2 separate regions of the Mus musculus genome follow, and region 1 is linked to region 2. A link is a loop called in an ENCODE intact Hi-C map of the cell type or tissue named here. Cell type or tissue: heart. All regions are shown on one strand. Each heading gives the region's core, and the rest is flanking DNA. Links, peaks and the distances in the headings are about the cores only. Region 1 holds the start of Arhgef12 (Rho guanine nucleotide exchange factor (GEF) 12). Region 2 overlaps Arhgef12 (Rho guanine nucleotide exchange factor (GEF) 12).

The links. Hi-C counts contacts between places; a loop is a spot of excess contacts. Peaks named below come from ENCODE experiments on the same cell type or tissue, not always from the same donor. Only the 100,000 strongest peaks of a DNase experiment are listed, where the experiment ranks them.
Region 1: it touches region 2 in a loop (2.5-fold over the local background); 6 of 42 quality-filtered maps call a loop at or near these places.

The regions. Positions count from the first base shown.
Region 1 is chr9:43,094,754-43,110,064 of GRCm38, reverse strand. It overlaps Arhgef12 (Rho guanine nucleotide exchange factor (GEF) 12), which reads left to right and starts at 4,347. Exons shown (of 41, transcript NM_001359232.1): 1 at 4,347-4,886. The coding sequence starts at 4,855. Tlcd5 (TLC domain containing 5) reads left to right here. Exons shown (of 3, transcript NM_001034863.3): 3 at 1-1,412. In heart, for the core only: a CTCF peak has its summit at 7,123 (motif pointing right); DNase peaks (open chromatin) are centred at 3,494, 3,984, 4,664, 7,944 and 1 weaker place; H3K4me3 peaks cover 4,525 bases; H3K27ac peaks cover 4,566 bases.
Region 2 is chr9:43,037,489-43,052,799 of GRCm38, reverse strand. It overlaps Arhgef12 (Rho guanine nucleotide exchange factor (GEF) 12), which reads left to right. Exons shown (of 41, transcript NM_001359232.1): 2 at 8,513-8,536; 3 at 10,124-10,209; 4 at 12,204-12,260. Among named protein-coding and RNA genes, the nearest start is that of Arhgef12, 61 kb to the left of the region's middle. In heart, for the core only: no CTCF peak of the experiment used is centred there; a DNase peak (open chromatin) is centred at 8,119.

The DNA.
Region 1 (15,311 bases), core at 3,073-11,072, 59 kb before region 2:
TGTGATAGCCTCAGGCTCCTTCCTTCCTTCCTTCCTTCCTTCCTTCCTTCCTTCCTTCCTTCCTTCCTCCCTTCCTCCCTTCCTCCCTTCCTCCCTTCCTCCCTTCCTCCCTTCGTTTCTTCTTCCTCTACCTCCTTCTTTTCTTACTTTTTCTTTGTTTTAGATCCCCCCCCCCCCCTTAAATCACCTTTTCCCTTCTCCTGAGACACTGTCTTGCTTGTATAGTTCAGGCTGGCCTTGAACTCTATTTTTCCACTTAAGCTTCCTCAGGGCTAGGATTACAATCCTGTGCCACCATGCCTGGCTCCAATGTAGGGCTTTAATGGAAAAAAAAAAGTATTATCTGTTTGTGCATTTGTTGTCTTTCCTATATTATTTAGATCAATGGTGACTGGTTAATTCAGGTGGTAAGCCAGGAGATGGTGCTACTGAAGAAGCAAGGTTAAAGGTCAGAGAGAAGTGTCAGCCCATTCTATAGTCACTGGGGACACTAACCCAGTGAGCAGCATTACCTACAAAAACCAGTCACAAGGGAGGTTGAAAACGTAGACATTCTTGCAAATGGAAAGGTTCTTTAACAGTAAGTAGCTAAAGAGGTATCTTTTAGCTGTCGGGCTTTCGTTTTTGTTTTCTGGACAGATAACACCATGCTTCCTTTTCTCTGATTTGTGTCATAGATATGTTGGTGTGTTCCTTTGAGAAGTCTTTTTTTTTTTCCTTTTTCAGAGCTGAGGACCGAACCCAGGGCCTTGCGCTTGCGAGGCAAAGCACTCTACCCAATCCCTGGTGGTGGTGTGTTCCTTTCCAGCAAAACTGTGGGCAGAACTGGAAACTGGGGAATGCTGACTTCAGCAAAAGCAGAGTCAATAAGAGTGGCTTGGCACATAGGCATAAAGAAAAAAACAAAACAAAACTGGCTTTTGTATTTTGGCCCCGTGTAACCTGCTCCAGACCAGACCAGGGAGCAGGCTTAATCAAATTCATGCTGGTTCCTTTCTCCCTCCCTCCTCAGAAGGAAAGGATTGTAGATCTTTCTGTTTGAGGCAAACTCAAGCAAATGCCTGTAGGTTTTTATTTATTTATTTATTTTTGATAACAAGGCACCTGAACGAGCGATAAGTGGGGAGGAATTCCTCATTTCAGCTCTTCTTGATGGTCTAACTAGTAACTATGAGGAAAGTCAGAGATTAAAAACCTCTTGAAGATGACTCAGCAGTTAAGAGGTTGCCTGTTTTTACAACCCAGGTAAATGAAGGGCAGACTAGTGTGCGATGTGTCCCCAGACACAAAAGGGGACACTTATTTGCATTTGAATTACTGTGTAATCATCCCTGATATTGCTCAAGAAGGATTTATATTTCAATACGATTTGTACTAAATTTTATAGAAATAAAATAACTTTCTATAAACCCAGAGTCTGCCTTCGTATCTTTGTTGCGGTTTTACCAAGGGAGAAAAGCCTCTGGCTTGTAGAAATGTTGACAGTAATCTGCTCTTTAGCATTAATCATTCCTATTTTTTATGTGGAAGATAGCAATCAGCACACAATCAGTGCAGAAAATAGTTTGCCTAAACGTGGAGGAATAATATTCTGATTTTACCAACTGTTTGAGCAGTTGCTCCCCCACCCCCAGTGTCTCAGGCCTGCTTGACAAGTACTCTACCACTGAGCTACCTCCTCATTCCTACTCCCCCTTTTTGAGACAGGGCTTTGCTCTGTAGCACAGGCTGGCCTGAAACTCACCATGTAGCCTTCCTCCAAATTCACAAGTCATCCTCCTACCTCAGCCTTTCAAGTGCTGGGAGTAAAGGTGGAAGCTACCATAACCAGCTAGACAGTGGATTTCTGATGCTTACAACAGTCCTGGGTACAGCAGGCCCTTCATAAGCACATTGAAGCAGTGAATAAGAGGATAAATGTGGCCTCGAGGATGTTCCACTGGAAACTGCATGTCCAGGGATTGGGTCACTGGTGCCACTTTCCTAGGTAAAGGGCTATGTGTGACCTAGGGAAGGGACCTTGGTTTGCTTGGCTCTACTGAAGGCATTCCATAGGTAGACTCTTAGTGGTGAAGTTATAATGAGCCTTTTGTCAGGATATTAAAAAATAAAATCAGAGCCTTGTGAGTGATTAGAGATTTTCATCATTGAAACAGTAGTTATTCAGTCCTCTGCTGACCATCTTCTGAAAGCTTTCCCACAGCAAAATGCCGCCTTTGCTCACAGCTAGAACGCTGGGGCTGTAAAATTTGGAAAGATGTTGAAAACAGCTTGCCAAAAGGTTTTGTATGCAAGGAAGAGAAGGTGAACTAGGAAGTGTTCCCAGTTTGTCTCACCCCTGAAGCTCAAGCATTGAGGCAGGCTGGAAAGGAAGACGGGAACTTATTTTTAAAATTCATGATTTGATGAGTCATCAGACCCCCCCCCCCCATTCGCTTGATACTTGCATTGTGACATTAGTAGGACAAGGGAGAAGAGGACAGCACACTCAAGAAAACTCGAGTAAGCTTGGGGAGAAGGTTCACATCTCGTTTATAGTGATGGATGTTTGGAACTCTTTCCAACGATAGGTAGAAACAAGTTGGAGTCTTCAGGCTAGAATTGCCATGTTGGGATTTACCAGCAGATGGCAACGTGTCCAGGTCTGATCGTTAGGAAAGTGGCTTGGAACTCCAATCTGCTTCTATTCTTTCCAAAAATAAACATTACAAAATTAGCTGGCTGTGCCCCGAACTTAAAAAAAAAAAAATCTAGCGAGAGAGTCATTTCAGGCTTCTGTTTATCTTTTCCCCTTTGCCCCCCATTCTAACGTCACCTTGAGCTCATGCATCTATTCAGGGGTGATGATCCGATCGTTTCGCGAACTGTTGTGGAATGACTTAGAAACAGCATTATTAAGAGGTAATTATTTCCTTTCCACACCCACTGTTTATTAGATTTGATTTCCACAAAATGGCCGAAGTCTCTTCCCACCTACACGGATTGAAGCTCAGAAGAGACTGAAGATAATTGTATAAAAGGAATAGTCGCTTGATGTTTACAGGCAGAATTGGAGAACTATATTGTGTCGTGGTCCCTCATTTCCTCAGGGACAGATTTATTCAATCAGAAAACTACATGGTTAGCTGAATGTCTCTACCCCATCGAAAGAGAAACCAGAAAACATTTGGGAACTCTTCAAAGGGATCCCTCGTGCTGTGCTGTTTACCGGACAGATGTATTACTTCTTCCATCTCTTTTCACAACACGCTTATTAACTTGCTGTGGAAAGCACCATGCGTTCTCAATTTGGCAAACAATACAGTTCATTTTGCCAAGGCAAAACAGCCTAAAAGCAATATTTATATCAGGAACTCCTGGCTTAAGTGTGGGCCCAGATCCTTTCTCCACAGCCTCTTCTGGCCATCCCCCCACCCCTTTCCCCTCCGTGCTGTGGGACTAGGCCAGCAGGTGCCCCAGGTGATTGGCTCACCCCAAAACCTGTGTGTGTGTGTGTGTGTGTGTGTGTGTGTGTGCGCGCGCGCGCAGGTTTGCCTAACACTGTCGGGGGCCCGTGGACCTGGGCTCGCACGCAGTCATCAAAAGCATTTGACACCGGGAACGAATACATTCTCTTAAAGAATAAAAGTTTCCAGCCCGGGAGTTCCGAAGAACCTCTAAACGTGAACTCCTCGAGACTGTGGAATGGCTCCTCTGCTGTCCCGGGTGGATTGTACACTGTGGGCTGCACCTCGAGAGCATTCGAGGGGCAAGAAGGCAGCAGTGCCCGCTTCGCCACACAGAACTACTTTTTCGCTTCCCTCTATCCCCCGCGACAGCACTGAGCGGAAGTATCTGCTCAAGTTTGGAGAGTCCGGGAAGCGGAGGGATCCCGGGTGAAGCGGCTTCCCGAAGTCCCAGGGAGAAGGGCCCAAAAAAGTCGGCGGGGGAGGGGACGGCTCGGCGCGCTCCAGTCGCGCCGGGCCGAGGGGACAGAACCGGAACCGGAACCCGCGCGCGCGCCCGCCCGCAGCGGTCGCAAGGCTCGTCACCGCCGGCGGCCCCCTCCACCCTGGGCGCGCTCCCGCGAGTGCCCCTGAGACCGGGCGAACGGCCCTGCGCACCGAGCCTCCACCGCCACCGCCGCCGCCGCTGCTCGGGGGCCGGGCTTCCGGGCCGGGCCGAGACCTCCCGCTCCTCGCGGGAGCCGCCGCCTACCAGAGCGTCGGGGAGGAGCCGCCGTGCCACTGCGGAAGAAGCGCGGGGGCCTCCGAGGGATGGGGAGCTGCCCCGGGCGCTGAGACAGGGTCCCTGTCAGCGCGGCGGCCGGAGCCGGGTGGGGGCGGCGCGGAGCAGCTCAGGGCCCTCGGCCCGGGGACATGGGGCGGCGCGAGTCCGGCGCGGGACGGTGTGAGACGCGGCGGAGGCTGCGGCCACGAGTGGCCCGCAGCCCCAGATAGAGCGGGGACCCGAGGGCCGGGCCCCGCCGACTCGGGACCGAAGCCGACGCCCGTCCCTGAGCCGATCCTGCCCCAGCTCCGGAGGGATCCCGGTTCCCGTCCTACGGCTCGCGACTTCCCTCTGTGACGAAGTTTTCTCTCCGTGCCTTGCTGAGGATCGTTCTTAGTTCTTGAGCTCGCCTTGTGGCCGACTTGCTCGGTTTGTTTGGGGAGATAACTTGTTTTGCCTCAGCCCGCATCCCCTTTCCTTGACCCCTTGCAATCGGATGTTCTAGATGACTGAATGGAGTTTTGAGTTGGACTTTTGTGTCCCTGCCGAAATTGGGCCTGATCCCAGAGCACTGGGGGTGGGGTGTGGAGGTGTTACTGTAAAATGCAAGTTGGATAAAAAGAAGACCTCTCGCCAAGGGCCCCAATGAGTGGCACACAGTCTACTATCACGGACAGGTGGGTATGAAGTTCCTCGGTCGCTAACCTTCCCTGGATTCGGTCCCACGCAGCAGGGGAGTCGGTGATGCAGATTTGCCTTCAGCTAGTGCAATTGACAGGCATAGGAAAGAGGGTTGTTTCGGAGCTGTGCAATTAGTCTAGGGTTGCTGCCAAGTTAACCGGTTGATTGAATTTGGAAATGCAGGTTTTTTTGGGAGAGAAACTTTCCCCCATATTCTCAGAGGAAATGAAGGAAAACCATGATTGTGGTTTTCTGTCGGGTGCATTAAGATTGTGTACTCGTTTTGGAACCAGAGGGAGGTCATTTTGGGTGAAGGTCAGAGCTTGAGGTCGGTGGGTACTGGTGCATCATCGGGTGGATTCCTGTCCTGTGGTAGTTCTAGACTCACAATTTTAGGAGTTTCTGTCTGTGAACTTAATTTTCATCCTGCTGCATTGTGATTTGTGACTCTGATCTTTTTACGTGTTGACCTGCACAGTGTTTAATTATTAATTACCTAATTTTCCAGAATGTTGACATTACCAGTAAATCACGGGTTCTTGCTGGGGACAGTTTCCAGGAGCTAAAGGAAATGAGGGAAAAATCATGGGGCCTGCTTCTAATTATTCTTTTTTTTTTTTTTTTTTTTTTTAACATTTCATCTTTCAGAAGCCCTAGCATTTAAAGATGTAAACTCTAGCTCTGGTTTAGGCATGGCAGGTGGATCTTGTTTGTTAATCGGGTGACACGGTGTGGTGTGTAGAGTATGTAGTCCAAGTGTAGTTCTTAAAGAGGTCCTTTGAGTTCTTTTTAGTGAAAGCAAGTTGCTTCCTTTAGCATATTTTATTCCTCAACTAAATTATGACATTGCATGTTACTTCCAAATTTTATCTTGTTGTTTTTTTTTCTCAAATTGTTGTCATAAAACAAAACAAAACAAAGCAAAACAAAGTATTGAAGCAGAAGGCCAAAAGTCTTCAAGAGCAACATTAGTGCTCCAGCGGAAAGCAGTTTAGTTTCCTAATGAGAGAGTCTCACCCAATTGTGCGACTCATTTGTTGATTTTTAAAGGGGCCAAATTCCATTATCATACCATAACAGCTTCTCCAGAGACAGGGCTTCCCTTTCCTGTTGATGCTTTCCAGTGTCACATGAGTGTTCACCTAAAAGATGCCCTAAATATTTAAAGTACTTATGTTTATCCTTTGTTTGTCTGCTTTGCTAGGCAGGGTTTCATTTCGGTTTTCCTGCTAATACAATGTACTTCTATGTAGAGACAGTTGTCAGGGCTCTTCCTGTTACATCTACCATCCTGGTCCCTCTCCTGGCCTGACTCACAGGTGTCCAGATAATTGTGCTGCTGGTTCATTCAGTCCTTGCCTGTCAGTTGAGCCTAGAGTTAAGCAGACTTACCAGAAACTGGTGTAGCCCTGGTTTTCATTAAGATGTTGCAGAGTTTAATAATTTGTAGAAACAGAATTTAGAGTCACTGAATCGTTCCACACAAAAGTCACACAAAAGCACCCATGGAAGGATTTTTTTTTTCTTCCCCAGCTTTTTTTCCTCAGGGATTTTTGTTCTCTTTCTGGTATATAAACACATTGGACATAAACATTGAAATCTGAGTCTTTTTTAAAAAAATAACTTAATTCTTCTTATGAACCGTAAACATGTACAAAAATAAATCTTAAAAACCCCTGACTGCAGGTATGTGCACCTGGGATAGAAGAGGCTTTAGGATTTCATGGGAGCTTGTGAGCTGCCTACCCTGGGTGCTGGATATGTAACTTGGGTCCTCTGCCAGAACAAGAACAGTATGGGTGTGCTCCTAACTGTTGAGCCGTCTCTTAGCCCCCCACCCCCACCCCATTTTTCTTCTTGTATCTGGCTGTGTGTAGCATGGCAGTCCTCCCCCTGCCTAAGTCTCCTGAAGAGGTGGACTGCCTCCCTGCTGGATTCTTGCTCTTAGATATTTATGTGAGAACAGTGGATGCACATTCTGTGGAGTCAAGTGTTGTATCTGCCTCCCTTCCCCCAAGACAGGGTTTCTCTGTGTAGCCCTGGCTGTTCTATCTGTATGTAGGCTAGGCTGGCCTCAAACCCAGAGATCCTCTTGCCACTGCCTTCTGAGTGCTGGGATCAGAGGCGTGCACCACCACTGCCCCACCTTAAGTGTTTCATCTTTTTCTTATCTTTTTTTTAAAAAAAAATACTATTTATTTAATGTATATGACAGTCCACGGTAGCTGTCTTCAGACACACCAGAAGAGGGCATTGGATCCCATTACAGATGGTTGAAAGCCACTATGTGGTTGCTGGGAATTGAACTCAGGATCTCTGCAAGAGCAGTCAGTGCTCTTAACCACTGAGCCATCTCTCCAACCCAAGTGTTTCATCTTTTAACATAGAGGAAAAAGTTACATTGGTCAAGGGAAGCAGTCTAAATATGTTAATGCTTTGTGGGGCTTAGGCCTAAATAACTTCTCATCATAAACCTCTACTATGTTGCTTCAGACAACTGAGCCATGTAAAATAAGATCCTGGACTAAAACTAATTGAAATCCAGTTCTTTGTCAGGCACTGGAGTTTGGTGGCTCTCTTTTCCCCTTTAAAAAGAGAATTACTAGGTGACCACTACTTTTTTCTTCTTCTTTCCAAACGTACTTTGTAAATATGAAGCAGCCCTTTCTCTTTAAGAGGGTAGTAATTCCCGGTTTGAGTATATGTTGACGTGAGATCTGGAAGTACTGGTTTAATAGTACTTATGCCAGGTCTTCCTATAGACTGCAGCTTCTCCTCCGCCCTGTGTACATCCTTTCCCACTGACTTAGCAGGAGATAGATTCTTACCAATTCTAGGACTGTCGGCAAATTAATAATGCCAGTGCAGCTTTTCTGAGACCCTTTCAAGTTTGAAGTACTGTATGTGGTGTGGCTTTGTTCTGTGGAGTGTGCAGAGCCACCAGGGCAGCTGTATGAGTTGGAGTTCTTTCATTGTGGTGCTTCTGACTACAGAGTCTGTCTGTCCTCAGTGGAAATCAGACTAGCTGGTTTTGGGCGTTGTTCTGTTTTGCAGTTTGTGGCAGGCGACACATGGCTGAACAAGATAAGAAGGGTTTTATTCTTGTGTTAGGGACGTGCTGGGGCTGGGATGGAATTCAGTTCTCTGTTTAGGCTCTGATTGGTCACTTTGGATACTCAGAACTCTCTCACATCCTGTTATTATTTTGCAGTTAGAGTCACACATCCATTGGCTCCCCCTTTTCCTTTCTCTTACTTTTTTTTGGCTCGGGGTGGGGGGTTGGGGGGTGCTTTTTGAGACAGAATTTCTTTTAATAGCCCTGTCTACCTTGAACTCATTTTGTAGATCAGTTTGGCTGGAACTCACAAGAGATCTGCCTGCCTCTGCCTCCAGATTGCTGGCATTAAAGGCAAGCAGCTACCTGGCTAACACTGCTGTTTTTATGTAGTGTATCTGAAAAGCATTTTTTTTAAAGATTTATTTATTTTAATTAATTAATTAATTTTATTTATTTTATTTTAGTTTGGGTATTTTTACTTTGAGTATTTTATTTATTTTGAGTATTTTGCCTGCATGCAAAGATATGTGTACCACATGTATGCTTGGTGTGATGGTCTGGAACTGGAGTTAGAGACAGTTGTGAGCTGCCACATGGGTGCTGGGAATTGAATCTGGGTCCTTTAGAGGAGCAGCCACTTAACCACTTAATCACTGAGCCTGAAAGCTGAAAGCTTTTTTAAATTAAGGTTTTTTTTTTTGTTTTTGTTTTTGTTTGTTTTTTGTTTTTTGTTTTTTGTTTTTTCGAGACAGGGTTTCTCTGTATAGCCCTGGCTGTCCTGGAACTCACTTTGTAGACCAGGTTGGCCTCGAACTCAGAAATCTGCCTGCCTCTGCCTCCCGAGTGCTGGGATTAAAGGCGTGCGCCACCACACCCGGCTTAAATTAAATACTTATTTTATGGATGCTTTCTAGTTGCTTGCTTTGTAACTACTATGAAGTCAGAAGACTCAAAAAGTGATAAGAGTGTCTGATTGCTGTTTTCCCTCTGCATTAATGGGTCTATTTAGCCCTAAGACATCCTAATAATTTTTAGTGCTCTCTGGCTTGTTTCTATCCCCAGAGTGGCAGATACTGAGGTGATTGACATTTAAGAAGTAGATGGGAGAGGATGTTTTTTCAGTGGACCCAGTGAATGATTTCAGAGTAGATCCTGTTAACAGCAAGTGTTCAGGGTGGTGCAGTTGGGAGAGTCAGCAGGGTCTTCCTTGAGATGTGTGGACTTTGTTTTGTCTGGGGCTTACAGATCGTGCTGTTTTTGGTTTGTAGCTTGACACAAGTTTTTGATGTGTTGGAATTTACTCAGTACTGAATTTAGCTTTAAGCTGACTTTTAAGTAGCTTTAAAGTGAACACAGAAGTCTATAACTTTATATTCATATATACAGCTATCAGTCATGTTCCTTTTTTCTGGGAAAGTGGTCTTAATGGTTCTTCTAGTTAATAACAAAATAAGCAACCTACCTACTCTTTTAGGGTTGTATGTTATTTTCAAGGTTGCATAAGTCGTTATCTGTAAGATTGAATAATTTGTAACATTTTCTTAGAAAATGAATCCATTTCAAATACTGACTTGACACTGAGAATAAGGAGTATCATAGTGCCAACTTTATAATATTTTGTCTTTTCTAAGTTCACAATAAAGTCCTGATTCATGTAAGCCTGTAATATAGTACATGTACTCCTAACAATTTTGCCAGTCAACATGGAGAATCCAAAGTAACTTTTTAAAAAAGAAGGAATTGTAGTCTTTCTGACTAAAACACACTTACATTGTGTTTCTATTTGTTTCATGAGTTGACAAAAGACACTCTATTTGAAATCATTACAAAAGTGTGTTAGCCTGCTGATACCACTTAATACATTAGTGATTGTTAACATGTTAACACTGCAGGGGGGGGGCTCTTCCCACTTTTTGTTACATTATTATACTGCAGTGTTAACATGTTAACATCATAGATCATAGACATAGCAGGATGTTTTATTGGTTCTCACAGGTGATTGGAGGGATCCTGTGCTGTGGTTGTCTGACAGTTACTAGAAGTGCTACTTGGTGGCTGCATCTAGATGAGTACCAGAGAGCTTGGGTTCCTCCTCCAGCAAGGCAGGAACCCATAGGTCTTACTACCTAATTACTGATCTCTCAGAAATGGACTGTGCTGTTGTTTTTAGGACTAAGAGGTTCACCTTAGTTTTGTCTCATCTGTTAAAATTCGGATTTGATGACTTAATTTATGTGGAGATAAGATCCCTTCTCTTAATTAGGAGTCTTTAAAATAAGTGTTTCATCTTCTTTTGAATAAGTTATTCTTTCATGTATACAGTGATATTGTATGGTAGTATAATTTTTAATATTTCTAATGTTTTTTAATTTGGTATATGGCAGATTTTTTCATTATTTATATATACTTTAATGTAACTCATAATTTAGTCAAGCTTATAAAACTGAGACAAGCAGACATATTATTATTATTATTATTATTATGTATTTTACCTGTGCTGCTCCTGAAACTAAAGGCGTAGTGTGCTAGGCAAACCTTTAGATTCAAGACTTTAATCTGTATTTTCTGGATTTAAGCTGTCATCATCATTATTAAAATTAATTAAACAAATTTTATTTTGAGACAGGGTTTCCCTGTGTAGCCCTGGCTGTCCTGGAACTTGCTTTATATAGACTAGGCTGGTCTTAAAGTCAGAGATCTGCCTGCCTCTGTCTCCGGAGTGCTGGGATTAAAGGTGGTCAGTCAACTCCACTGCCTGACTTTTTTTTTAAACCTTAAATTATTTTCTTTATATTATGTTTTTCTGTTCACCATTGTTTAGCAGCTTTTCAACCTCACCAAAAAAAAAAAAAAAAAAAAAAAAAAAAAAAAGAATAGGGTATTTTTTCTTACAGGATGCTTTCTTCCTGGCCCCTTATCTGTGCTAACTTTAAATATCTCTAGAGAATAAAGCTGTTGTCACTTCCTCCGGAGACTGAACAACAAGCTGATAGGGCCTGTAGTCAGGAAGCTGTTCCTGCTCTTCAGCTCCAGCTTTCCTTTGAAGTCGTCCTGGTAACTTGTGCTTTCTTGCTGGACCAGGCTAGATGATGCTTTTCTGCCATTTTGAGCTTGCATGCCTGTAATGGTTCACGTGGTTAGCGGCTGCTTTCTCTCTGGCTCTCCTCCCCTTACTTAGTCTTTGTTTAGCTGAGTTATGTTTTCTCTTGTTCCATTGTCTAAATGTCAGTCTGTCTCTCAATATTTTATTAGCTTTGCCTGACTTGCTCTCCTAGTACAGTTCTTAGTTGGTCTCTGGTACAAATGTGATATTCTATATGATTCATATTCTAGAGAAGCAAGTTCCAACTTATTTTTACTGTGATTTTTGAGTTCTTTGATTTCTCTCTCCAGGCATAGCCTGAGCCTCGAAATTACAGGTAGAGAAAGATTCTCAGAAAAAATTTAGATAAATAGGTAGATGTGTGCATGAATGTATGTATAAATTTTATACTGGGGATAAATTGATGGCCTCAGGCTTGCTGGGTGAACAGTTAGCTATATTTTCTGGCTCCATGTTTATTTTTAAATGTATATAAAAGATTGTAGCAGCCAAATGAAACAAATATATAAACAACACAATTATCAAATCAGCTACTTAAACAACTACTCATGATTTAGAAGACTTCTTTACGAAGTGCTTCTTCCAAATGTAGTTCCCTTAGTACATGAAAAAGTAGAAAAAGTCAGGAGCCTTTGCTGAGTCAGAGTTAGTCAGAGGTGAAGACAAAGTATCACTGGAGCCAGTGAAGAGATGCAATTGTAGCTTAGAGGGAATATGGTAAGAGGCATCTGAAAATTGTTCTTCCCAGTGTCTTGTTTCAGTCCAAGTTACTTAAAATGTTTTTAAAAAAAACTCTTATGTCATCATATCAATTTTAAGAAATAGCTCTGTAGTGCTTGCTTAGTAGTAATTTCATGGTAGAATAGATTAGTGTTAAAATTTAAATAATAACTTCGTTCTGGCTGGAGAGGTGGCTCTGGCTAGTGTGTACTGCTCTTGTAGGGGACCCAGGTTCAGTTCCCAGCACCCACACATCAGAAGGCTCTTAACCTGTTGGAGGTCCTGCTCCATGGGGATGAGTTGGCCCTGGCCTCCAGGCACCTGGCTCACATGCAGGTGCCCTCCAGCAAGTGCATGTGTAATACAAATGCATCTCAGGAAACCATGAGGGTTATCACTCAGGACGAACTAGCAACAGAAGGAAGACTGTATTCCAATTACTATGTCATATCTAAGATTAAAGAACTCTTTAATGTTTTATTAGTAGACTTTTCTTTGATACTTATTTAATCCAATGCTATTTAAGTAGATATCCTTGATCTTTTGGATTTTGCTAGTAAGTTTTGAAATTGGAAAATAGTTTTATGTTTTTGACTTAGAATGTCTGGAGTATCAAAGGCAACCACGTGTGAGATGTTTGTGAGATACTTGTGGAGCTGACACCTGGCAGACTGTGTAGATCTGGATCTTGCAGAGTGGTATATGCTGGTGCTGAGGGTCAGCTGTTCTCAAAGTGCTTTCCTATGTGTTTTTGACTCTTAGTAGAAGAAGCACATTATGGTTCCTGTATTAAACTGACATGCCTCAGTGCAGCTGTGATTTCAGACTCAAAGCCCGAATGATTTTTAATGAATTCAAATGCTGATTCGTGGTTTTTAAAGTCTTAGTCAGGCCTGGGTGGCTTCCTTGTGTTTAGAGACAAGCAGATCTAATAGCCAGGGGGGGAAAAAGTCTTTCTGGCTTGGGACTGTAATAATAGTCACACAGCAATTAGAAATGCATAAGAGAATATGGTAGTGGCACATGGCTTTAATTCCAGCACTTGGAGGCCTAAGGCAGGAGAATCTTGAGTTCTAGACCAGCTCAGGTTGGATAATGAGAATGTATCTCAAAAAAAAAAAAGGAGAGAAGGAATGGAGGAGAGGGAACCAACTTACAGTTAGCCACTGATCACGTGGCCTCTTATTTTGACATTATAAAGTATATTGTTGTTACTAAAGATACTACTGTTAGACTATAATTTTATATATATATATATATTTTTTTTTTAAACCAGACGGAGCCTCATTTTTTTTTTTTTTTAGATGTATTTATTTATTATATGTAAGTACACTGTAGCTGTCTTCAGACACTCCAGAAGAGGGAATCAGATCTTGTTACGGATGGTTGTGAGCCACCATGTGGTTGCTGGGATTTGAACTCCAGACCTTCGGAAGAGCAGTCCGGTGCCCTTACCCACTAAGCCATCTCACCAGCCCCAATTTTATATATTATTAAATTTCAGTTTAAATAATTAATAAAGAGGATTTTGTAGATCTTCCATGGATTCAGAAAATGTCATTATTGCATAAAAGCAATATCATCTGAAGGCATTAACTTTGAAATTGATCACTTAATGCAGACAGTACCCACTAGAAGAGTACAGTGTCCCCAAATGTACATAAATATGTGCAGTACAAGCATGCTTTCTTGTAGATGTTTAGATAGGTTATGGGTCTTTCCTGTGTCAACACACATGCTGATCTGCTGTGGTTTGCCTGGTGTCTCTGTGGTTTACTCAGAGGAAGTGGTTCTTGTGGGTGAAGGTCTAGTCTTCTTGGAGATTGTTGGTGGCACATACACTGTCAGCTTATTTCCTGTTTTATTGGTTGCTTAGGCCAGACTTCTCAGGGTGACTACTCCTGAGGGGTATCTGTTTTGTGGGAGAAGGCTAGCTGATTGCAATGTAGTATAACACCCGTATGTCAGGTGATGCGAAGGCTACCTCAGTGTTTATAAAGTACTTTGAGAGTTTAGGATAAAAAGTGAGAAATGACTTGTAATTGTATTTGCAGGTTATTGTGATGTTCAGACATTGCTTAGCTGCAGTAGAAACATGTAATACAGTGTTAGTCTGGCACAGTTGATTTTTAAGATCATTCAAGTGGTTTTTAGTCACCACAAGAGTCATAGTTAGAAATGTTTCCTTTCTGAGACTGAGGGGATGGCTCAATTGGTAAAGTGAGGACCCGAGTTTGGATCCCTAGCCACCAGTGTAAAAGCTGGGGGGGGGGCACAGTGGTAATGTGTAGCCCCAGCACTGGGGTGGGGTAGAGACAGGCAGGTCTCTGGGGTTCATTTGTCAACTAGCGTGGGCAATGAGTAAACTCCAGGTCAATAACAGATCTTGTCTCTGGGCTTTCGAAATAGCACAGTGGGTAATGGTGCTTGTCACCAGCTTTGGAACCCACATGACGGAAGGTGAGAACCAAACCCCAAGAGTTTCCTCCAGCCTCCCCATGAGTGCCATGGCACCCAGGCTTATACACACCTGCACTGTAACACTCACTTATGCTTTCCCGGTGCTGTGACTCTCGTGGGTGTGTAAATGCACGAGCACGCACACACACACACATGCAGGTGTGGCAGAGATACCAAGAGACAATGAATATTATGAGTTTATGCTGTAAGGTCATCTTCCTGCTCTTTTGCCTCAATTTCCTCCATTGGTTTTCAGACACACTACTCAGAAATAACTGTATTTATTTCCTGTCATGGAGACAAGGTCTTGCCATATCTATCTATCTATCTATCTATCTATCTATCTATCTATCTATCTATACACACACATATACATATATATGTACATATATATACACACATACATATAGATACATATATATATACACACACACACATATATATAGAGAGAGACAGAGACAGAGACAGAGAGTGTTCAGAGTAATCTTGAACTCAGAATCCTCTTGTCTCTACGTCCTGAGAGTTGTAGTTAGAAGTGTACTACACTTTAGTTAGTGCAACACCATCCCTTGCTCTTAGAAATACTACAGAAACACAGCAACCCATCATTTTAATGTTCTGTTCATCTGTCCTGAAGTGGTAGATGTCATCTGCCAGCTTACTCAGAATTGCAGTGTCAGGTGTGGAGTGCCTGCATCATCACTTCCTGGGTCTTATTTTGGAACCTGGCTGCAGGAACATCCCCGTTTGAAATTCATGGTTACTGTGTCAGAGAGAAAGGACAAGGACATTGACGGACGCACATGCTGGCTTTTTGTTTTTTTGGTTTTTGTTTTTTTGTTTTTTTGAGACAGGGTTTCTCTGTGTAGCCCTGGCTGTCCTTGAAACTGGATCTATAGACCAGGCTGGCCTCAAATATCAGAGGTCTATCTGTGTCTGCCTCCTGATTGCTGGGACTAAAGGCGTGCACCACCACACCTGGCTGCATATGATGACTCTTAAAGCTTTTGTTCAGTCACATGTACATCAGATTAGCTCATAGGACATAGACTAGGACAAGGTAAGGTTCATTATCAGTGG
Region 2 (15,311 bases), core at 4,528-12,527:
TAAAATGACAAAAAGAGGCACAGCATGCCAACAGTAATAAAAATAGAGCCAAAATGATGTAATACCATTACAAAGTAGATTTGTGAGTATAGAATATTACTAACGATAGAGCAGCCCCTCTCCCTCTGTGTTGAGGTTTATTCCTGTGACGCAAGTGTACTATGTATATGAAAGCTAATTGTCAACCCCCTAGGTCCTTCCTAAGGGGCCATCTACTTTGTCTTTTGAGACAGGCTCTCCTATTGGCCTGAAACTAGCCAAGTAGTCCAGGCTTACTCATTGTTGAGTCCCAGAAAATTGCCTTTTTCCACCTCCCTACTGTTGAGATTACAAATGTGTGCCACCTTGGCTTTCTCACCCAGGTCCTCATGCTTTTGTGGCAGGCAATTTACTGAAGCATTAGTTTCCTACTGCCCTGCTCCTAATTTTTTTTTTTTTTTTTTTTTAACGAAATGAGATAGGGTTAGGGTTGGCCTTGAACTACCAAGATAGCTTTGGATTCCTGATCCTTATGGGTGTGTTGAGATTACTGATGTGAGCTACTGTGCTTCATTTAAGAAAACCATTTCATGATAAAAGAATCGACTTAAAAAGAAGCCCAGTTAAGTATGGCGTGAAGTCTCAGTTCAGACAGGGTAATTATAGATAAACTGTCTCACAATTTAAAAATTAAGGCATTAATTATTAAATTGAAAATTAAGGGGTGGTGCACACCTTTAATCTCAGCACTTGGGAAGAAGAGGCAGGCAGATCTCTGAATTTCAGACCAGCCTGATCTACAGAAAAAAGCAACAAACAAACAAACAAACAAACAAAACAAAAAAATTTAAAAAACCAAATAAAAAATAAAATTAAAAAATTAAATTACGAAGAACAAAGCCATACTTCAGTCAATGGTAGAAGCCTGCTTAGCTGGAAAAGGTTTGTGATGTTTTCAGGACCTATTAAAAACAAAAGCAAAGCTTCCCCCATTTCTAACCTTTTATGCATCAATAAAAGAACTTCAAAATTCATGCAAACTAAACAATATATAAGGACAAACAGATCCACACTCATTGTCATGACAATGATTTCAGTATTCTTTCAATAATTAGTCAGAATAAACCCAGTAAGGGTATAGAGTACTTAACACTATTTGCCAATTTGATCTACTTGTATTTTTCTGGTTACACTTCAGCTAAGAGCATAATACATACTTTCAGTCTTGTCCATGCATGTGGAGCATTTATGAAGATACACCATATTTCAGTGTTGAAGCACTGTAAAGTAAGTGGATGCAGGCTATATCGAGTATGCTGTCTGATTATAAGTAAGCTATAAATGAATACAAGACCTCAAATCTTCAAGTATTTGGAGATTAAGCAGCATAATTTCAAAATAATTCACAGTTCAAAGAAGACATGAAGAGGGAAATGAGAAGGTTTTTTTTTTTTTTTTTTGGTTGAAGGAAAAAGTGAATACAACACATCAGAATTTGGAGGCTGACACTGACGGAGAACTTTATGGACATTAAAGATGCATTAGCAGAGAAGAGACTTCTAAAACCATCAGCAACAACTCCCATACTAAGAAACCAAAGAAAAAACAAACAAACAAACACCACCACCACCACCACCACCAAACTAGACAAAGAAGAGTAAACCAAAGCCAAACTAAGCATAGAGGAAAGTAATAATGATTGGAGCAGGGGTTCATGAAGGAGAAAACAGTTAAACAACGAAGTATTAACCCACAAGTTGGTTCTTTAGAGAAGATTACTAAAATGCTAAAGCTTTAGCTAGTTAGCTAGACTAGCCTCGAGGTGAATCAGGAGTAGAGATAAGTCAAGCATTACCAATAACTGGAATGAAAGTGACATCACAACAAGCTGTACAGCTATGAGGACAGGAAGCACATCGGGAATATCTTGGTGCCAGCTTAAATGAGATGTGGTTTGGGGTTTTATAAATCGTAATTAGGTAACATGAAAGCATGTAACAATTATACTACATAAAAAAGGCAGAAAACATTTATGTTTCATCTATATTTTTAATTCCCTGGTTTACGAGGTTGACGTAGGGAATGTTCTTGAATTTTTTAGTGTGCTAAGGAGCCTAGAGTACCATGTAGTGACAGAAACAAAGAAGTACTCAGAATACAGAGGGAGGAGCATGTCTTAGTAACATAAGTGCCAACCTGAAAGGGCTCTCAGTGGCTTAAGCTAGAGCAATGTGAACATGGAAATAAACATTGCAGTATTGGATTTTATCTCAGAGTATAAAGTAAACATACAGAGTCCACATTTGGTAGATGGGAGAACACAGAAACAGCTCTTCCAGAAAATTCCAGAGCATGTAGATTCCTCTTTGTTTGGAAAGTAGAGCTTAATGCCATTAACTCCTAGTAGGAGTTAGATTAAAAAAACAAGGCTTTAACATTTTCAGACATTATTATTGGTGTGTGTGTGTGTGTGTGTGTGTGTGTGTGTGAGAGAGAGAGAGAGAGAGAGAGAGAGAGAGAGAGAGAAAGAGAAAGAGAGAGAGATATGAGTCATGGGGTCCTGTGTGGAGGTCAGAGGACTAGTTTGTAGAACTGGCTCTCCTTCAACTTTAATGTGGATTCTTGGAGTCAGACTCAAGCTGTCAGGCTTTTGCTGCAAGTTCTGAGCTACCTTACTGACCCAGGTTGGAGTTTTTAATCATTTTTGTTTTATTTTAAACCCTGGCTATTCTGGAATTTGCTCTGTAGAGCAGGCTGGCCTCCAAACTTAGATATCTGCATGCCTCTGCCTTCCAAGAGCAGGGATTAAAGACATGTGCCCTACTACTAGGTTAGGATTTGTGTTTTTAAAGCATAAAGTATGGCAGGCTAAAAGCAGTAGCCTTACAGGGAGAAGCTTCGATGATATCACCTTAACATCATGACCAAAGCTAGCATAACTATTTGTAGACATAACATGTTGGTAACCCGTACCTCTTATGAGGTACAGAAATGGATCTTCCACAAACACCCAGTACATAGATGGGTAGCTGATTTCCGGTGGCAGTCCAAAGGCAATTCAGCAGAGGGAATCTTTTCTGCAGTGGGCTATCCATATGTAAGCAGATAAACATTTGTTGATAATGTCTCCTGCAAAAATTTATAAAACACACTATATCTAAAAGTAAAACAAAGTTATCGATCAGAAAAAAATATAAAGAAAGCCTTTGTGACTTTGGGTTAAGTAAAGGTTTCTTGGAAGTTAACAAAATGTGTGTAAAGACCCAGCTTCTAAGTTGGGGCGTCTCAGAGAAGGCGGGGCTTAGGAGCTCCCTCAGTCCTAAGCCCACATTCAACCTATAACAAACAATGTAACAACTTCAAATGTAACAACTTCTTAAACCTTGTATCATTTCAAACCTTTAGTTCAGTCAAATCATGACTCTGCACCTCATTCTTTTCACAGATTTCATAAGAAACATCATTTACTCTCCTGATACACTGATAGGAAGTAAATTACACTTTGATCTGACAGTGTTCGGTGTTTGTTACAGCTCTCTGTTACTTACCAGTTTGTGTATCCTCTAACTTAGGACTGCTGTTGAACGGCTTTCTTGGTTGGTTTGTTTGTTTTACTTAAAACAAGCAGGGAGTCTCTCACACCCATATCCAGTCACTTGGGCAGCAAAGTAATGCTATCTGGTCGTTTGTCTTATAAGAGCTATTGTTAGAAAAGTTCTGCTGCAGTCCCCTTCCACAAAGGTTAGACACAAATGGTTGCATAGGATTAATGCAACCAGAGGCGCCCCGTCTTTCCTTTTCTGTTTATTTAGTGCTGCCTTTATCTTTAGTCTAAACTCCCATGTGGGTTCCTTCCTGTTAATGAGTTCATCCTAAAACTTCAAGGGGGAGTTTAGGCCTAGAGCTAAGTATTTGTAATAGTGTTGTCCCTGGACTGAAAAACTATACCTAGCATAAATAGTAACAAAAGAAACTGGCAATATTAGTTAAGCAGCATATTACAGAGTAGATATTTTGCAGTAATAAGTAATTATGTGGGGTTCAGTCCCCAGTAATGAAATAAAAGAGCTCACTTTTTGAGATTTTTATTTGGACGCTCTATCTGAAATAGAAGCCAAGCCATTCTGATGTACAGGGAGCTGAGTCCTCTCCCTACTCTTCATCCATGGTGACGTCTAATGAGCCCCGAGGGTCTTACATAGCATAGGCTAAAGCCAGTGCTGTAATGAAATGTTTAATGGTGTAAAATATGTTAATGTCTTATTTGTTTGTTTGTTTAGAGAGAGAGTCTGCCAGTGGTTCCCAGGCTGGTCTTAAATTCCTTGGGTTCAACTGGTCCAAGTCAGCCTCCCAATTGGCTAGATTACAGTGGCATGTGCTGCCAACCCAGCTTGATGAAAGTTAAAGGTGATATGTTTAGTTGCTTTACTTTTCATAAAAGAACTTTTGTACTATGTGTGAAGTCCATATAGAGAGAAAAGGGGATGATTTCATGGTGTTACAGAGTAGAAAGGCTTCGCTTCATAGGCGACTTTACATCTTGGGTAGGAGACACTCTCATTCCTCAGTGACTTGGGAGTTAGAGTCTCTTGATTGTTATTTGATATTAGTATGTAAATTAGTATAGTAATTTGTTTAGTTATGTTAGCTTACATAGTCTTATGTATAAAGTGTATTAGAATAAGCTCTTTTTCTTTTGGTAGCTAAGAAAGAGAAAATAGCAGTAGTGATCTCTGCGTTTCCGCTGCACCTTGTATGTTCCTAGTGTTTCGCTACAGAATCACCCTGCAGTCTTCGTGGTCAGAGAACTCACTGTAGGTCCGGGTTGGCCTTAGACAGCATGAACCCTCTAACTCAGGCCCAGAGCGTTGAGACGTGCCTGCTGAACTGAGTTTTGTCAGCAGAAGTTCACAGTTCTGGGGTGATGTGGGAGGAATATTAGAATTGTTAAAACATTTTCCCTTGCATGTAAAGTCTCCTTCCTCTACTTTTAATTTCTCTGTTGAGAGTAAAACAAAACCATACACATCTGGGGAGATGGCTTGTGAGAGTAGGACTGGAAGCCCAATTACCAGAATAAGATAAAAAGCCAGGTAGGCATAGAGTCCCCTGTAATCCCTGATTTCCAAAGGCAGAGACAAAGGATCCCCTAACTAAGCTAGTCAGCTAGACTAACTGAAACTGGGGAGAGACACCGGCTCAGTACATGCAATGGTGCGTGTGTCTGTGTGCCTGCCTGCCTGCCTGCCTGCCTGCCTGCCTGCCTGACTGTCTCTGTCTCCATGTATATGGAGAAATTAAACAAATAGCTTTGTAGGAACAAGTATGAAACAGTATTATGATGCTAATTTCTTATATTTCTCATAATGTAAGAAATTTCCATTTCCCATAAAATTAGAGGACCTCCCCACTGATCCTTTGAAAGTCTGAGACATTTATATTTCACAGAAACAACATGGTTTTGTGACTCTGACAGAACGCATTACATTTGACACTAGACTCAAAAACAAACCTCTTAGTACAAAACCAACACTTTTTAAATACATTTTAATGAAAAATAGTTTTCTTAATAGAAAATAATAAAGTGCTTTCTATGGACTTGGGAAATATATTTGTAAAAGATGTAATTAAGCTGAAGAAATGGCTCTTTTAGAGTGTTCTGAGTTCAGATCCTAGCAACTAAGTAAAAATACAGGTATGGCCAGCACACCTGTATCCCTGGCCTATATTGGGTTAGGACAGAGACAGGAAAATCATTGGGGGACCACCTTGGGTTCCACGAAGGGTCCTATCTCAGAGGAAAACTGAGAGTCATAGAGCAGGACACCCGATGTCCTCATCCCAAGCTCTGTGCACAGGCAGCCACATACAGTGTACACCTGCCCTCATTTTAATTGTAATGATAATATCTTTTATATTCACATACCCTCTTAAATTTCATATATTGCCGGGCGTGGTGGCGAACGCCTTTAATCCCAGCACTCGGGAGGCAGAGGCAGGCAGATTTCTGAGTTCGAGGCCAGCCTGGTCTACAAAGTGAGTTCCAGGACAGCCAGGGCTATACAGAGAAACCCTGTCTCGGGAAAAAAAAAAAAAAGAAAAAAGAAAAAAAAATTTCATATATTTATACAAATATACTTAACCACCTAAGGTAAAACTAAAAGTGTATGTAGGCAAACGTCTTATCAACGTCTTATTTCCTTTGTAATTAAAAAAATGTAAGTATAAACATGAAATCTGTACAATTTTTATTCCATTAGGGTTCTACTTACAGCATTCTTCCTACAGAAAGGGTTTATTTCTCTGTAAGACTTAGGTAGATTCACATTGCTCTAATTCCCAGAAATTGCAAACTTCTTTAGAGTTTGTGGGAACTGAGCTGTAATTTCCTGGCTCCCTGGGTACCTTTCCTGGGAGTTTGGTGAAGTCTTTGTCTTTCTGAGCTTGTATAGGGATGGTGGAGTTAACTGGCTGTGTATTCAGGTGGTAAGTGCAAGCTGAGCACAGGGCCAGATGAATGGGGATCTTTCAGTGCTCTGTGATTTGAAAGGGATTCTAGATGAACTGCGTTTCTGTCTCCTAAGATGTCAGAAGTAAAGGTTCCTCCCTTCCCTGTGATCCTTTTGGTACTTAGAGCAGGTAAGGTAAACCCATTGTCTTAGGGTTTCTGTTGCTTTTGTGAAGCATCATGACCATAAAAAACTTGGAGAGGAAAGGGTTTATGTTAGCTTAGAGTTCCACGTCATAGTAGTCCATCACTGGCAATGGTCAGGGCAGGAACTCAAAACAGGGCGTGAAGGCAGCTGTGCAGAGGCCATGCTGGAGTGCTGTGGACTGGCTTGCCCTTAGGGTTTGCTCAACCTGGTTTCTTAAAGAACACAGGACCATCTGCCTTGCTTGCTTTAAATAGAATTTGGTAATTAGAAAAACTGTGATTTTTGAAGTTGTTAGTTTCTTGGAGCTGGAAAGATAGATCTGTTTAAGAATGCTAGCTGCTCTTCCAGAGGACCTGGGCTTAATTCCCAGCACCCACATGGCAGCTCCATGTGGTAACTCCAGGTCCAGTGAATCTAACACATTCACACAGACACACTTGTAGGCAAAACACCAGTGCACATAAAATGAAAATGAATGATTTAAAAATTTTAAAAAGAACATGTAAGTTTCTCTCTGTACTGTGTGGCTGTAAGGAAGCAGATGTGAGGTCACCCTGTGGTTGCCTTTGCTCTAGTGTTCCTTGCTTCATTTCTGTCTCCTCCCATTGTCCCCATTTTCTTGTAAGAGAAAACAGTCCAGAAATTGTAACAGTCATACTGCAGGAAAGTTCTAGAATTCTTCACCAGAGTCCCCTGCATGCTACAGATTCTGACAGTAAGCATTGCTTGGGGTGCCTGCGGTTGATAGGTGAAAACAAAGGGTATATTTTGCTCTGTTTTCTTCTGGGGTTGTGTAGTTCAGAGAACCAAAGGGTTTCCTTTGGTTGATAGACTACTGCAGGCATTGTCCTTAGCAGGCAGTCCTTTAAGAGTCCATCTCTGCTAGTTTATATTCATTGATAACGAAAAAGCCGATTCCAGTCCCCCTTCTTCCCCCAAAAGGATTATCAGGTGACATAGGGACATTTTTTCCTGGGCTGTCTTTTGGCATTACCTGTTTTCTAGAAGTCCATCTTCTTGTTCCAGACCCCTTCCCGCTTACCACTGTCTTATGTTATCCTACCATCCCTTATCATGGAGGCTTATAGATGCTTTGGCCTTTTCTGTTTCAGTTTGATTTAAATACGAGTTAAAGTGACTTTGTAATTAAACTTGTCTATGAGGGTTTATTTGGCAATCAGATTGCCTCTATGGTGACTGGATTTCAGTTCTCTGTGTAGCATCTCGTTCTCACCAGGAAGCCGTTCTGGTAAGGGTGGTAGTGTGGGCCTTTTATCCCAGCACCATGGAGGCCAAAGCAGAGAATTATGGCTTCAGGGTATAAGGAGACCCTTGTCTCAGCTCCCCCCATCCCCAAATAAACACCAAACAGAAAAATCAGATCCACTCCTACCCACTTTGCTTAAGACAGGGTCTTAACTCTGTAGCCCAGGCTGGCCCAGGACTTGTTTTGTGGTCCACACTAACCTTGTACTTGGAAACTTCCTGCCTCTTCCTCCCAAACTGAAGGAGGGCTTGTGTCACTGTGATCAGCTATAATACTTAAAAAAGGACAACCTGGGCACAACACCAGGGAACCCCAGAAGAACAAAGCAAAGCAAACACACACTTTGTTTTCTACTTGAGGAACATATTTTTAGTAGCTGGTAATACTCTGAAGGTATTTTTTTTTCAGAGTTTCTGTTATGAAAGCTAAAAATAAATGAGAATGAGCTTTAAAGAACAGAGCAAGACCTCTGACCCCATTGTTGTCTTGCTTTGGGAAAGTTAGCATAAGACTGTAATGCCTTTTGGTTTAGCATAGTCAGTAGCTATAATAACAGTCTTTACAAGTTAAATTAATACGAATATCTGTTTTTGTTTTCCCTTTGTTACAGGTTTCCCCTCAAAAAACCTATAAGGTAAGTTGTTCAGTTGCTTTCATACGGAAGTTGGAGTTAAACTTTAATTAGAAGCATTCTTTTAAAATTATGGGGATTTTTGTGGTTTTTGAGAGTGTGGATTTAAGTAGTACAAACTTTTATAATGCTTCACAGATTTCAGATACAACAGGTGTTGCATATTTTTTTCTGGAACACAGCCTTGTTTTGATAATATTTTCAGTGTTTTTAATGTAAGCATTTAAAAAGTTTATCCAAATTGACACTTTAAGGTCACTCCCTATGAAGAAATTTAATTTTAAAATCTGGCTGTTTTGAATTGTGGGTTGCTTGGGGAGGTGCAGATGGATTGTCAGTTTGGGTTGTGTTGTCACATGACTGCCTGCTGTCACCTTTAAATGAACTTTGTGCCGATTTAGTCTTAGTTATTTTAAGACAATAAGGGAAAAAAGTATAGAAAGTATTTAGGTTTTTGTGCTTCTGTCTGTCACACACAGTTTGAGAGTCCCTAACACTCCTGTCTTTTTTTTTTTTTGTTTTTTGAGACAGGGTTTCTTTGTAGCCCCGGCTGTCCTGGAACTCACTTTGTAGACCAGGCTGGCCTTGAACTCAGAAATCCGCCTGCCTCTGCCTCCCAAGTGCTGGGATTAAAGGCGTTGCACCACCATGCCCAGTTTCCTGTCTTAATATGTTTTCTTCTCTCTCCTTAATTGTCATAACTATTATCTAGAACGCTGAGGTCCCATTCCCAGTAACCCTAACTTTTCAATTAGCTGGAAGTCATGTATCATAGCGTCATCTTTTTCAGTTGTCCAACCATTATCTGGTGCTTATAGTTGATTAAATCATAGTAAAAAACAATAATTCTGGTATTATTTTGGGCCCAGAGGTGGCTGGCTAGGGCTTCAACCCTAGGAAGGCAAGCCTTGCCTGTGTAGGTTTGCTTTTATAACTTGTTTTTTCATGTTTTATTTCTGTAGTGATTTCAGTTTGACTGTGGTGTATGTAATGTCAGGGAGTGTGTTGAATTCTTTGGGGCACTGTTTTCTTGTTGTTAGATGGAACTTTAAAATAAGTAAATTATAGGCAGTTGTTTTAAGGATAAAATTAACCTTAATATTAGTAAGTTTTACTACTTGAGGCCCTTTTATAACCAAGAACATAGACTATAGTATGTATGGCAAAAGTTGAATTTTAAAACTCTTTGAAAAAAATACAGGCTTATGCTATGGAAGAGAAACTTATTTACTTTTTTTTTTTGTTTTTGTTTTTGTCCCTTTGGTTCCTTGAGAGATGGCTCAGTTGTTAAGAGTGCTTGCTGCTCTTGCAGAGGAGCAGTTTGTTCTCTATCATGCACATTTAGGCAGCTCACAGTCTCCTGTACCACCAAGTGCAAGGGGCTTTATAACTGAAGGTTATAACAGCCTTCGTGGGTACCTGCACACATGGGTGCATACATGGGTGCTCGCGTACACACACACACACACACACACACACACACACACACACACACACACGTCACTGTAAACAGGTTCCTTTGTGTAATTTTTATCCGAGGTTTTACTGTTATGCTTTTCTAATAGTAAATATTTGATTGTTTTAACTTAGGCATGGAAGTATTTTGAACCGAGAGTCACCAACAGATAAGAAACAGAAAGTTGAACGCAGTTCATCGCATGATTTTGACCCCACAGGTAAAATTCTCTTGTTCTTTCAAAGAATGTTTTTCAGATAGTGACGTTCAGAGTCATAGAACTTATGTGGATTGAGGCACTCAGGCATGGTTATTCCTACTCTCGCATACTCTGCAGTTGTGTAGTAGTGCTGGAGTCAGCAGGAATGAGTGCATACTTAACACAGCATTGTAGATGCCACAGTGAAGCATCACTGTAGGACTTGTGATAGTTGGAGAAATAGAGATGTCCTGATTGGAGATTGAGGGTACACCGAGGTCTCAAAATCAAGACGAATCGTGGTGCAAGTACTAGTGTGTCATTAAATGAAGGATATTGACCACTGGGAACTTCTGCATTCACTTAAAACTCAGCTGTGATTGTTGTGAAGTGACTAACTGCAGTGCAACTTAAAACATTTATGCTAACTGCATTTGAATAAACAAACGAATGTAAATGCACTTTCATCTTCTCTGCCCACCTTCCTTTCTCTCTCTCTCTCTCTCTCTCTCTCCCTCCCTCCCTCCCTCCCTCCCTCCCTTCCTTCCTTCCTTCCTTCCTTCCTTCCTTCTAAAGTGGGGACTGGACAGAGTCTTCCTTTGTAACTCAGACTGGTCTCCTGCTGCAGCCTCTCAAGTGCTGGGATTGTAGGCCTGTGCCATAGTGCTTAGCAGAGACCCTGCCTTTCTTCAAGTACTCAGGCTGATACAATGTATATCCTTTATTTTGTTGTGGTTTTTGTTTTTTGTTTTTGTTTTTTCCGAGACAGGGTTTCTCTGTGTAGCCCTGGCTGTCCTGGAACTCACTCTGTAGACCAGGCTGGCCTTGAACTCAGAAATCTGCCTGCCTCTGCCTCCCAAGTACTGGGATTAAAGACGTATACCACCACTGCTCGACACAATTTATATATTTTTAAAAAGATTTTATTTAAGTAAGTATGCTGTAGCTGTCTTTAGACACACCAGAAGAGGGTGTCAGATCTCATTACAGATGGTTGTGAGCCACCATATGGTTGCTGGGATTTGAACTCAGGACGCCTGGAAGAGCAGTCAGTGCTCTTAACCACTGAGCCATTTCGTGAGACCACAATTTGTGCACACGATTGAATTCTGCTGCCCTTTCCTTTCCCCATGTAATCTCAGTATTTGCTTTGTAGATAGTGCTTAATAGTTTTTTATTAGATATTTACATATGTTCTTTGAGCAAGTATTATTTTGTTTAGTTATGTGTTCCTGTGACAAAAGATAAACAACACCCCAATCTGAGATAGACAACTATGCCTCTTAAAGACATTTTTACTTAGAAATGTAATTTAAAATATTTAATAGAATATTTTTGTATGAATTATTGAAATATTTCATACTTTTAGAATAGTTTTCTTAATTTTAAACAAGTATTGTAAGTATTTAAGAAGGGAAAACTAGGATGTAATACTTTGCTTTGCATCTTGTGTCATGGTAAAGAAATTAATAGTTAGTTTAGATGACTTTGGTGGTGTGGGAGCCGTAACATGTCACAGGTCTCCATGGAGAGAGAACGCTGCACTTGTGATACCCAGGATCCAGGTCATGGGCCAGAGGCTTTTAGTTATTTCTATAGCTACTTATTGTCTATAATAATGGCCACCAGTTTCACTGCCATAGTCTCTTTAGTCTTGATAGATGTGTTCTGTCCGCTTGCCTATGAAGTGCCATTTCCACAGAGACCGCACCCTTCTCAGGAACCTGGGTGCAGCTCTCAGTGCTGTTTCCATCACTATAGTTATCAGATGATACACGGTGTAGACCATTCACCTGTTATTTTTAATTGCACTCTTTTCTTCCATAATCTGTAAATATGTCATTCATTACCTCTGCTGTTCATGACTGTTCTAAGTGTTGTCACCTGTGATGTTCATACTTCATGTTTGCACGATTTAACTTGATCATGACTCGTTCTTTTATCCCCATGAAATTTCCCCCTTACATTGGTCTCCATATTTTCTATATCTCTCCTTTTCTCCCGCTCTTGTACAGATAGCTCCTCCAAGAAGACAAAGTCTAGTTCAGAGGAGAGTAGATCCGAGATCTATGGTAAGCTGATGTAGCTAATGCGGCCTTGCACTTCTGCAGCTTGCTTCATGCTATCTCGTTGTGTTTTTGGTAACTGCAGCCTTTCTTGTCTGCTCTGCATGGCATGATCTCCTGCAGGGAAAGGGAGCCTGGGGTCCCATGTGGCTGTGATATGGAAGCTTAAGATGACTAGAAACTAACATGGTAGGCTGAGAATAGGCTGCACTACCTATTTCCTCCTTGTTTATCTTAGGAAAGTGGGGTCAGGCTCCCTGAATAGCAGCGATGGGCTTTGAATTATTGGCTGCCTCTCTGGTCTCATCCTCAGGCTTTGAGTTAAGTAGAATTTAAGCAGCTCAGCCATTTCCTATTCTTATAGGAAATGATATCATTTCTGCATGTTAGCAGTTCTTTGAAGTTTCTTGTTTTATCTTTTATTTATTAATTTTTGGTTGGTTTATCACCTGTAAAAGTCATTCTTATAAAATGTATCCCTAATTGCAAAATTTTTTAAGTGTTTTATTTTGAGGCTTAAAACATTTGTGCCTTCTGGAAGTTTCACTGAGACTTACTCCAAATAGGAAAATTTCAAAATACCTTTAAAAATAATCTCCATAAACAGTTGGTTTAACCTGAATGATGAGCTGTTCTAGCACATGGTGAAAATGGAGTATTTCCAGACTCTCCTGGAATATGACAGACTTTATGACATTCATAGAGCTTTGCCTTTTGGTTTTTTTCAAGCTTTTTGGGGCATGGTTTTACTGTGCAGCTCCAGACTGTCCTGGACACATTGTGTAGTTCAGCTGACCTCAGACATGCAGTATCCTCCTGCCTCTGCTTCCTGAGTGCTGGGATAGCTTGCCTGCCCTAGCTTACTAAGGCGAGTGAGGAAGGAGGTGAGGCATTGTCTGTAGCCAGACTAAAAGCTTCCACTGAAGACAGCCGATGGGGTCTTCTCTAATAGAGCAAGGTCCATCGGATGGGAGTTTACTCAAATGGGTCTGGACTTCCATATGAGGCCCTATATGAGGAGGAAAGTGCATGGAATGAATGGTCCATACCTCCTGAGAGCCTTTGGAAATTGATGCCCGCTGAAAGGACTGAGTACCACGAAGCCTTAGTGCTTGGTTCTGAGCAGTTTTGCTTGCGTTGGGCACATGCTCATGTGCTTCTCTCTGCTGCGTAGTCAAAAGGAGATGTTTGCCAGGCTTGTGACTCCCCAAGTTTATACTTTTCTTTCCTCCAAAGTAGTGTTCAATAGGCTGTGTTTCTGTAAGTAAGGTGCCTCCTGTCTTTTTTTTTGCTGAGGAATGTGAACATTATCTGTGCATCTCCATCCTTCCTAGCAGCCATTTCAGTTCACCTTGTTCACCGCTTTTCTAGATTTTGCTGTGTGTAGGAGCTTGTTCATGTTGGATATGGATTAATGATCTAGGAATCTGACAGAAAATACTGTACTAATATTTTTCTTAGAACAGGGAGCTTTATACTCGTCCAGACATAGCTTGGTAGCGACAGAAGCATCTAAGTGTGCTCAGGGAGCAGGCCTGCTTCTCAGTGTATCTGTCCAGTGAGAACCCTTGAAACACCTTTTTTGGTTGGTTGTTGTTGGAGGACTTGAATTAGGAGTTCCCAGTAAGCACTCTGTAGAGGGCTAAGTATGACAGCTAGCGTGCCTCTCTCATTGCGAATGTGCTTGTGGAAAGCACGTTAGACTGCAGTCAGCTTAGGTGAAGAGTATGCTCTGGGGAGCCAAGGGACATTTGGAGATGGTACCTGACTGAGTAGAGTCCTAGCAACCAGGGACTGCTGCTCGGCAAGGGTTTGTTAACAGCCCATTTGGCCTGTGGACGGAGGACATTCTCTTATCTTGATAAAGTTCTTTAGTTGAGTGCACAGTACAGACGTCATTCAAATAATCTCACTTATTTTGCCGTTCTTAGAGTTGCTTTGAGGGTTAGACTGACTGTGGTTGTTTGAAGAGGAAAGTGAAAGGGTTGCTTCCTTGCACAAGTTGTCGGCGTAGCCTGGGCAACGTTCTATTTGTCCCCTGTGCTTTATGGGCATATTTTCTGAACTGTAGCTTTAGTGTGCTCAGTTTCCTGTTGCATTAGGTTTTTTTGGAGACAGGTACACATATATATCCATTCCTATCTGGCCTTGAGTTCCTGATCTCTGCCTCTACCTCGTGAGTGTGGGGCTTGCAAGTATACCCCATCATGCCTGGGGTTGTTATTGTGAGACAGAGTCTTGGTATGTGACGCTGGCTGGCTTTGAATTCAGTTTGTAGTCCAGGATGTCCTTAAACTCAACACAGCTCTTCTGTGTCAACTTCCTGAGTGCTGGGATGACTGTCATATCTCTAATCCTGTACTGAAGAACTGTTACTGTAGGGTATGAGGGAATCTGTAAGAATAAGCCATGTCCCTTAAAAGCCATCATAGACCACATGTGCTGCCATAGCGAATGCCTGGACCTGTGTGGCTAGAGGACAGAAGTGTTATTTTCTGAGGGTTCTAGAAGCTGGATGTCTGATATATTCAGGGGAGGCTGGTGAGGTTGCAGATGGCTGCCTTCTTCCTCTCCTTCACATAGACTTTCTTGGGATGGGGGATAAGGAGGCAGGGGGAAAGGGGAGGGAGGGAGGGAGAGAGGGAGGGAGGGAGGGAGGGAGGGAGGGAGGGAGGGAGGGAGGGAGGGAGGGAGGGAAAGAGACTGACTTCTGTTTTTGTCATGAGAGTCTCACCCTCATCTCACTTCAGACGCCTGCCTCCAGATAGCATCACGTTAGGAGTTAGGGCAACAACGTACAGATTTTGAGGGGATATGAACATTTAGACCATACTAGAGGCAAACTGTTAACATCAGTATCCCTTCTCTGAAATCCTTGAGACCAGATGTGTTTTTGGGTTTTTAAATACTAGAATAGGGGCTGGAGAAATGGCTCAGCTGTTGGTTTGACTCTTGCTCCCACCAGCTTCCTGTCCTCTGTGTCCTCCAGCTTTGTGAAGAACATTGTGCATGAACTGTTCATGTTCTCATAACTCTTTTCTCTTCTTACTTTTAAGT